Regions from separate parts of the Homo sapiens genome. Here region 2 is linked to region 1. A link is a loop called in an ENCODE intact Hi-C map of the cell type or tissue named here. Cell type or tissue: ascending aorta. All regions are shown on one strand.

Region 1 (5,000 bases):
TGATGGAAGGAGAAGGATTTGAGGAAGGACGAGAGTCTGAGGAACAAGAAAGGACTGCAGTAGTGAAACAGCAGAAGAAACGAGGTGACGGCCTCCAGGAAATTAAAAGGGGGCCTTATATCTGTTGATTTTGCTGTTAACACGGTCAGATGGGATACTTGTTTGCTTTTTGATCCATTTTCTGATAGTTAACTAAGTGCTGTAGGACTGACATAAATGCTGAGGATGGGACAGAGGGAGGAACTCTACACATGAACTCCCATATTCAGGGCCAAGTCATCGGGCTACCCTAATAATAGTCTCCTGGTAGAAAACAATTCTGAAAACGAAAGACATAATAACAGAGTGGTACACAGTATGCCATGTGGTATTTAAGAGACAGACTAAGGTTGAAAACAACATAAAATTTATGTATTTCTTCATGACTTAGAAAAATGTACCTTTTATAATTTATGTTTAACATAATTTCTAGTGGCTATGCTTCCCTATAAACTAAAGCTGAGATTAATTCAACAGGATGGAGACACCAGTATTTGGGAGTTCATTATGTTCTTTGCAATAATTCAATGAATCAGAAAATAATAGAATTTTGAAATAAAATCCAATTCCCTCATTTTACCGAAAATGAAACTGAGGCTGTGACGCTTTAAAATATGCCTTTTGAGGCTGGGCATGGTGGCTCACTCCTATAATCCCAGCACTCTGAGAGGCCTAGGTGGGAGGAGCATGTGAGCCCAAGAGTTCCAGACTGTCCTGAACAACATAGCACAACCTTGTCTCTATAAAGAAAATTTAAAAAAATAACCGGGCATGGTGGCATGCGTCTATAGTTTCAGCTACTCAAAAAGCTAAGGTGGGAGGATCACTTGAGCCCAGGAGCTCAAGGCTGCAGTGAGCCATGATCGCGCCACTGCACTCCAGCCTGGGTGATGGAACAAGACACTGTCTCTACAAAAAAATAAAAATAAAATAAAATGTGTCCTTCATAAGATGACCTAACTTAGGGGCAGAGCTGCCAGCAAAATTTCAGGGCTTCCAACTCACAGTCAAGGAGACTTTATTGAGTTCAGTACATAGTAGAATCATTTATATTATCAGAGCATTTCTTTTTTTCAGTATTTATCTTAGGAGTTGTTTCTTTTAAAAATTCCTATTTGTTCTGATGCATATATTTCTTTTTTTTTACAGATCATTTTTCTCTTATAAAAATTCTGTAAACACAGCCATTCTTTCTGTATTTGTAATTTGAGGACCGACTGGAGTTATTCCTGAGAGGGCTATGTTCCTGAGAGAACAAAATTATTGTTTTTGAAACTCTAGAGAGAACTGCTCTGGCAAAAGAAATGTATCTTTTCATCTACAGTCATTCTGAGGTGAAAGATCTCATGATCACTCTGGACTATACAACCCACAAGCAGACTTCAAGGATACCTACAGGAACCCCAGAAGTCCTGATTGATCACACAGGCCCTAAAGACCCTATCAACTTGTTTATCAACTTGCAATTCTAATTTCCTGAGAGTAAAACACCAGTAAAAAATAATCTCCTCCCTCAATATTCTAGAGAATGCAAAGAAATACACAGTCACTGTAGACCTGTGAGCTTTTGCCAAGTTTGGTTTTCATTATTATACATATGAAGAGAATCATCTTCGCCAAAATCTATAAAGGGGCTGATTAACTCAGCTCTGTAGTAATTGTTTCATATTAAATCAGTCCAAAAGTTTAGGGCATGTTTCTCAGGAACTCTTTATCTAGCATCAGGTATGTATCTAAACAGTATAGTATCTGTTAATTTTGAAGTTATATAAAAAAAGAAAATGTGCATTTTCACACGTCTTAGTAGAAGCTCTTTACAGTTTATATAATCCAATGTTGATAGAGTAAAATTTTTTTATTCTTTCCAGTAATCAAAAAGTAGTCAAAATAAACAAAAGTTTCAACTTTTAGAGGTATCATTTTTTAGATTAGATTGCTTATATGGTTTGATGCTTTCTTAGAAGGTTGAATGATTCTAAAATGCTTTTAAGAAAAACATCAAGAATAAAAAGAATTACTTAAAACCAGGTCAAATAAAAAAAGATTATCAGAGATCTCATAAGGCTTGCAATATCATTTCAAGATTTATTTTAAAAGTAAGATTGCACTTTGTTCACTATTCTTCCCCTGCCAAAAGACACAGAACTTCCTTGTGAAACTGTGTTTAGGATCCATACCATAATATCATCTTTTCCAGGAAACTGAATCATAAAGAGGTCTATAGGGTGATCCTAGGAATGAAATCCCAAAATTCCGCAGGATGGGGCTAAGGTTTGTATTTTCAACCTGAGAACTTCAGGCTGCTTCTCCTTCAGCAACCTCCTCCTCTTCTCCACTGCAGCTCCCCCCAGCCTCCCTGAAGTCCCAGGGAGCTGGGGCCTGTCCTTCCTAACACAAACTTTCTTTCTTCTGGAAGTGCTGGAAAATCTCAGAGAGACTCACTGTCTCCCACATCCTGTAAATTTACCCAGGAGAGAAGCACTGTGCACACTTTGTGAGGAGGGTCGCGCTCATTGGAGAGACTCGGTGAAAGCAACGAGGAGACTGTACAAGCACACACGCAGCCTCTTCACCTCACACTCCACAGCTATTTCTCATGCACTCTGGCCTTAACTTTGCTGACCTTGCCACCGCAAGGTTTTATATCACTAAATAACAGAGCACGAGGCTGCCATGGTGGACAATCTGCCTGCACTTGCCCCTCCACATCACCAAAGCTCCTTAGATCCCATTCATCAAATATTTGCTTTTACACTTAAACACACAATTTATGAAACACAATTTCTGGTTCACCTAACCCTTGCATGACGTGAGTTTTGAAAAACCAGTAAATTTTCCTGCTGACATTCCTCAAGTTACACGCTTTCCTGGTCCTACAGGCAGTGCAAGTTATCTGCTGCCCTCTTTTGAATTTTAGGGCACACTGCACTCCTAAATAGGGCCTATTGCCTGAAGACAGCCTCTTTTCCCTGTCTAGGGGCTGCTTCAACCTTCTGGCTAATCCAGAGCCTACTGGAACAGCACTTTAACTCCCCTTTTGAGTGCTACTTTCTCTGCTGGTGTTCTTCCAAAGCAAAAGCAAAACCAATTTTATGAAGCAGCAAAAGAAGTATAAAGCATGCTATTACTTGTTCTTTTCTTTTTTCCCAGCTTATTGAGGTATAATTGACAAATAAAAATTCCATATATTTAAGGTATACAACTTGATGTTTTCACATATGTATACATTGTAAAATGATCATCGCAATCAAGCTAATTAACTTATCCAACACCTGATATCATTACCATTTGTGTGTGTATGTGTGTGCTGACAACACTTAAACGCTCTACCCTCTTATCAAATTTCAAGTATACTGCACAATATCATTAACTATTGCCACCATGTTGTACACTGGATTTCCAGAACTTATTCATCTTGCGTAACTGAAAATTTGTACCCGTTGACCAACATCTCCTTACTCCCCCAGCCTCTCCCCATAACTACCCTTCTAAACCTGCTTTGATGAGTTTTACCTTTTTACATTCCATATATAAGTGAGGTTATACAGTTTTCTGTTTCTGGTTTATTTCACTTAACATCCTCCAGGTTCATCCATGTTGTCACAAATAGGAGGATTTCCTTCTTTTTTAAGGTCGAATAATATTCCAGTATGTATATATACACTACATTTTCTTTACCTATTCATCCATTGACAGATGCTTAGGTTGTTTCCATAACTTCGCTATTGTAATTTCATTTCTTATCCGCCTGCCCCCTCTGGGCTGATCTATTAATTCCCCTAAAGTGTCTGCATGTAGTTCTGTTGATAAAGATACTGAAATGAAGAAGTATGCCAGAATACGATTTGCAAGCCTGTCCAGCTGAAGATAGCCATCCTTCCCAGACAGTAGAGGTTGAGGTTCTCACAGCAGTGACAGGTCACAGGGACATAGGCAGCCCTTCTAGGAAGTTAAACCTGCTGGGCTAGGCACGGCTCATTAACCCAGGTTTTGTGCAGACCTCCCCAACAACTGCTCTGCTGCAATGGGAGCATTCTCCAGTAACCATTGGTACCATGGCCCCTCCCTCAACCCCTCCCTCATAACGTCTCCCTGTGCTACCCTGACGTCCCTGGATAATCAACGCTCCTATTTCCTAGTGCCTACCAAACACGAGAAAGAACAGGTGAACATGACCCCTAAAAATAAAAAGAAAGAAACTATTGCCAACTTTTCCTCAAAATCATGCGGGGTTTTTTGGAGGACAAGAAGATAGCAACAATATAGTGCTGAGAAAAATCATAATATTGTGTCTGGAATTGGTGGGTTCTTGGTCTCACTGACTTAAAGAATGAAGCCGCGGACCCTCACGGTGTTACAGCTGTTAAAGTGGCGCGTCTGGAGTTCGTTCCTTCTGATATTCGGATGTGTTCAGTTTCTTCCTTTTGGTGGGTTCGTGGTCTCGTTGGCTCAGGAGTGAAGCTGCAGACCTTCGCGGTGTTACAGCTCTTAAGGCGGCGCATCTGGAGTTGTTGGTTCCTCCCAGTAGCCTTGTGGTCTCGCTGGCTTCAGGAGTGAAGCTGCAGACCTTCACGGTGAGTGTTATAGCTCATAAAAGCAGTGTGGACCCGAAGAGTGAGCAGTAGCAAGATTTATTGCAAAGAGCAAAAGAACAAAGTTTACACAGCGTGGAAGAGGACCCCAGAGGGTTTCCACTGCTGACTCGCGCAGCCTGCTTTTATTCTCTTATCTGGCCCCACCCACATCTTGCTTACTGGTAGAGCCGAGTGGTATGTTTTGAGGGCGCTGACTGGTGAGTGTACAATCCCTGAGCTAGACACAAAGGTTCTCCACGTCCCCACCAGATTAGCTAGATACAGTGTCCACACAAAGGTTCTCCAAGGCCCCACCAGAGTAGTACAGAGTAGATGCAGAGTGTGGATTGGTGCATTCACAAACCCTGAGCTAGACACAGGGTGCTG
Region 2 (5,000 bases), 440 kb before region 1:
TGGAGAAAAGGGAACCCTTGTCCACTGTTGGTGGGAATGTAAATTAGTACAGCCACTATAGAGAAGAGCCTGGAGGTTCCTCAAAAAACTAAAAATTGAGCTACCATAAGATTCAGCAGTCCTACTGCTGGGTATACGCCCAAAAGAAAGGAAATCAGTGTATCAAAGAGATATCCTCACTCCTATGTTTGTGCAGCACCATTTATAACAGTTAAGATTTGGAAGCAATCTAAGTGTCCATCAACAGATGAATGGATAAAGAAAATTGATACATATTCACAATACAGTACTATTCAGCCATAAAAAAAGAATGAGATTCTGTCATTTGCAACAACATGGATGGAACTGGAGATCCTCATCTTAAGTGAAATAAACCAGGCACAGACAAACATTGTATTTTCTCACTTATGTGTGGGACTTAAAAATCAAAACAATTGAACTCATGAACATAGGTAGTAGAAGGATGGTTACAAGAGGGTGGGAAAGGCAGCATGGGGCTGGGGAAGAGGTGGGGATGATCAATGGGTACAAAAAAATAGAAAGAATAAATACCTATTAATTGAGAGCACAATAGGGTGACTATAGTCAATAACAACTTAATTATACATTTTAAAATAACTTACAGAGTGTAAATCGATTTTTTGTAACTCAAAGGACAAATGCTTGAGGGCATGGAGACCCCATTTTCTATAATGTGATTATTTCACATTGCACACCTGTATCAAAACATCTCATGTACCTCACAGATATATACATCTACTATGTACCTATAAAAATTAAATATAATTTTTTTAAAAAACATTACTACTAAAACTCAGGTTATACAATGGAATAGGGCAAAGGGCTGAGAGAAGAGACAGAGAGCAGTTAGCAGTTTGTTTTTATGTGTGTAAGAATTATGTGGACAATTTTCACTTTTCTGACCTTGAATCATAAGCCTCCAAGGAGTCCACCTACACATGGTTTCCTGATGAGGTCAGCATGAGCCCTACTCCAGTACTTGCTACAGTTGTTTATCTAAGCAGGAGCAAGTAACAACTGGTACAGTTTCAACCTACAGTGAGTGGAATGAAAAATAGTTTGGCACAGACATCAAAACTATGTTAACATCATCAAGCACTGAGGTAGGGGTGGGACAAGCTTTATCCTACTTTACTTTCTGGAAATTATCTTTCCTCTATTTACAATACATTATGATCCTCTGGATAGGTGCTGATAGATGTGTGAGAGTCTGTGTCATTGTATGTCATTATATACATATATCTTTATTTCATTTATTCCATCAGCAATATAAACTGATTAAAGATGGTTCTATATCTAATAGAATTAATACATTTTCAAAAACTAAAAGAAATATATTCTGCTTGAAATAATCCTATGTTGTTTAAAGATCTCTGAATTGAGTCTGTATGTATAGATAACAAAAGGCCATAGTTGTATTTTTGAATTTTAACTTACCTACATTTCACTTTACCTTTAGCCCCCCATGATATCCTCTATCTAACACAGCAAGTGCCTTGGATTTACATCAATATCAGTGGCTTGTTTGCTTTTTTAATACTTAATAAAGATTTCTACTATTTGATCTGAAATTTGCCTATGAAAAGAGCATTGCACTTGGTAGATACATAGCAAAATGTTGCTATTCAAATGAATGATTAATATAAAGAGGACTGGCATCCTTAGTTGGTAATCTAGGGCCACATATGAGTGGGAACCTTGTAGCGCACTGCTAAGCCACAGACTCCTGCCATGCTGGGGTTGAAGGGGGAAAGAGCCTTACAAATCCCATCAGGGCCAACCTTCTCAGCATCCATAGATATGGATCTTTGCCAAAGAAGATAATCCCCTCTGCTCCCCACCACTACTGGTTTGATGGTATTAAGTCCTTCAATTTGAGACAGAAATTCTCCTCTCACCATTGGAGGGAGGTATAAAACCCAACTGAGACAGGAACATAAGACTATACTGATTTAACCACGTGATAAGTAAGAATTAGTAAACAAAATCAGAACTTTTCATAAAGTCTTTTTAAGTTATGTTTTGGATGAGTAACATCTTCAGGGAAAGTAAGCATGAGGAATAAACCTAAAAGGATGACAAAAAGGGAATTTCCAACTTGATGGGGGAAAGCATAATGAAGAAAGACTTAAATGAAAATAAATTTGTATTTATTGAAATCACTTGCTCACAACTGATCAAAAATGATAAAACCAATAATAGTGATAATAATTGAGTGTTGTTATATGCAAAATAATAAGCTAACCATTTTTTATAGGGTTATCTGATTTAATCCTCTAACAGAATCATGGGAGGCAAGTAATATTGTCCTCATTTCACAAATAAATGTTGCAGGTGTTCATTAACTTCCTCAAGGTCATATAGTTTAAAAAGTTTTGCAACTGAAATGGATTCTTAGGTCTGTCTGCCTCTAAATCCCATGCTCTTTCTTATAAAACACAAGTTATATTTATATAATACTTTCCACACAGGTGTTGTTTTGTTTTGTTTTGTGAGACAGTCTCGCTCTCTCGCCCAAGCTAGAGTACAGTGGCATGATCTCGGCTCACTGCAACCTCCTCCTCCCAGGTTCAAGCGATTTTCCTGTCTCAACCTCCTGAGTAGCTGGGATTATAGGCGCATGCCACCATGCCCGGCTAATTTTTGTATTTTTAGTAGAGACGGGGTTTCACCATGTTGGTCAGGCTTGTTTCGAACTCCTAACCTTGTGATCCGCCTGCTTTGGCCTCCCAAAGTGCTGGGATTACAGGCGTGAGCCATCACCCCCAGCCACAGGAAGTTTTTATATGTGGTTCCTCCTCCTCCAATTCCCACTTCAAAGTGGAATAAAATTTAGTAACAGTTGTAAAAGATTGGGTTCAAGACAGAAACTGAGTTCAGTCTTAAAGATACTAAAGAAAGTAACATTTTACATGCCCGAATTTTGATACCTGAGAATACTCTCCCAGCTTGTGGTCTTGATGGGGTACTTTATTTGAATTCAATGGATAGGTCAACCTGGAACTTTGGTTTGTAATCTGCTGCAACTCTGCTGACCAGTTGACTTCAGCAAAGGAAATCAATGATCCTAACCAAATCTCATGTGGCTTAGAGGGGCCAACCAAATACATTCCCTCAACTAGAGGAACTATCTAGTTAGATTTTGCATTTGATGTTAACCATGTTAGATTGCCACTAATGAAGACCAACTGAACATTTTTTATTGTTTTTATTATTATTGAACGGCAAGCTAGACAGTGGCTCCCTCAGGTAACAGTTACTGAGCTTCCACTGTTGGCCAGGCACTGTTATAGGTGCCGGAGAGTCCACAGGACCATGATGAACAAGGTCATTGCTTACACAGGACTTTTGCTCTAAAAAGAAAGAGTGACTCATTAAAAAGAAAGAAAATAATGGAGAAAATACCAGAATTAAACAGGGTGATGTGAAGGGATGTGGGGCTAGAACATCCTTTGTATGTTCAAAGATGGCCCTTTAATTAAATGACTTTTAATACACATCAAATGAAAAGATTATCAAACATTCAAGATGATTTTTTAAGTCCCAAATATATTCATAAAGTTTATTTGTAAGACAACCACTTATTCTGGGTAATAACTATTCAAGCCAGTTTGGCTATAATAAGGACATAACAGGTAGGTAGTTACTCCTTGAAATAGCCTATGGAATACAGCTGCCTGTCAAGATGATTTAGAAATTCCGAACTTGCTTCTTTTATTCTCCCAAGATCATTTATTATTAATTGCACATTCATGAGTTTTAAAGAGAGAAACAATATTAATTGGGCTTTGTGGGGGACCTTGTAAAATTGTGCAAGAGCCAGAGAGGCTGATGAAAGGAAAAGATTAATACCCATGTAGTGCCAGGAGGGTGACTAATGCGATTACTTCCTTATGAGGCTGTAGCTCTCAAACTCTCGATTCCAATTTTAACAGAACAAAGTATATTTGAAGCTCATGCACTGACTTTTTGCCCAAAAATATTTGAAAATTATTTTTGCTGCAATTAGAAACTTTATTCCAGAGATAAGAAGAGTTTTCCTATCCAGAATTAGATAATTATCATATTTGTGAACAAATTGGCTTTAGCCACAGTGAATAATACAAGTAGGTACAAGCACCAAAAATGTTACCACCGAATAGTTTTCTTTAGTATGGAAATGCTAGTCAATCTAAAGTATAACAGCATAAGGAATTTATTTATTATGGCCATTTCTTCATATAACATCACGGTTATGAGTGGTCTTTTTACGATATTTATTATACATTTTTAATTTGGATTCAATGTATCTGCATTGGATTTTTTTTCTTTCTAAACACAAATCTCTATCTATACTTACGTAATAATGACAATGCATTCTTTAATTAATTGTAACATTCTCAGTGTGGCCCTTATTATTGTTTTTCTTAAATACAGCAGCAATTACAACAACTTCACTCTACTAAGTGTTTAATTTTTAATTGAAGATGCACAAAAATTAGCCATGTCTTTCAGCTCGTCCTAAGAGAAGTCACCTGTCAACCTTCAATACAGTCAGAAGGATTCCAGGAGCAAAATGAAGAAAACTGAAAGCAGTGTTTCACTTATAAGACTAAGAGAATTTAAAAGACCCTTTTTAATGAATAAAATAAGCATTTTTATCTATGTTATCTATTTTATCTACTTTATCTAAGCATGTTATCTATAGTCATATAACTAACCACCCTAAAACTTAAATTTATTATCTCTCATATTTCTGTGAATTAGCTGAGCACAGCTTAGTGGTTCTTGCTTGGGGTCTCTAAGGCACCTGCAGTCAAAGTTGGACTGAGTGGCCACAGTGGCTCACTCTCATGGCTGGCAGACGATGCTGGCTCTTAGCTGCGAGCTTAGGTAGCTTGTCCATGTGACTTGGGCTTCTCACATCATGGCAGCTGAGTTTCAAAAGCAAGTGTTCCAAGACACTAAAAGAAGAAATGTACTAGTTTTCCATTACCATG

Evidence for each region. Peaks named below come from ENCODE experiments on the same cell type or tissue, not always from the same donor. Only the 100,000 strongest peaks of a DNase experiment are listed, where the experiment ranks them.
Region 2: a loop joins it to region 1, with 2.5 times the contacts of the local background. A loop is called at or near these places in 3 of 110 quality-filtered maps.

What each region holds. Positions count from the first base shown.
Region 1 is chr6:19,849,084-19,854,083 of GRCh38, forward strand. No RefSeq gene overlaps it. Among named protein-coding and RNA genes, the nearest start is that of ID4, 14 kb to the left of the region's middle. In ascending aorta, a CTCF peak has its summit at 2,928; no DNase peak of the experiment used is centred here; H3K4me3 peaks cover 2,003 bases; H3K27ac peaks cover 2,822 bases.
Region 2 is chr6:19,409,669-19,414,668 of GRCh38, forward strand. No RefSeq gene overlaps it. Among named protein-coding and RNA genes, the nearest start is that of LNC-LBCS, 390 kb to the right of the region's middle. In ascending aorta, no CTCF peak of the experiment used is centred here; no DNase peak of the experiment used is centred here; H3K27ac peaks cover 801 bases.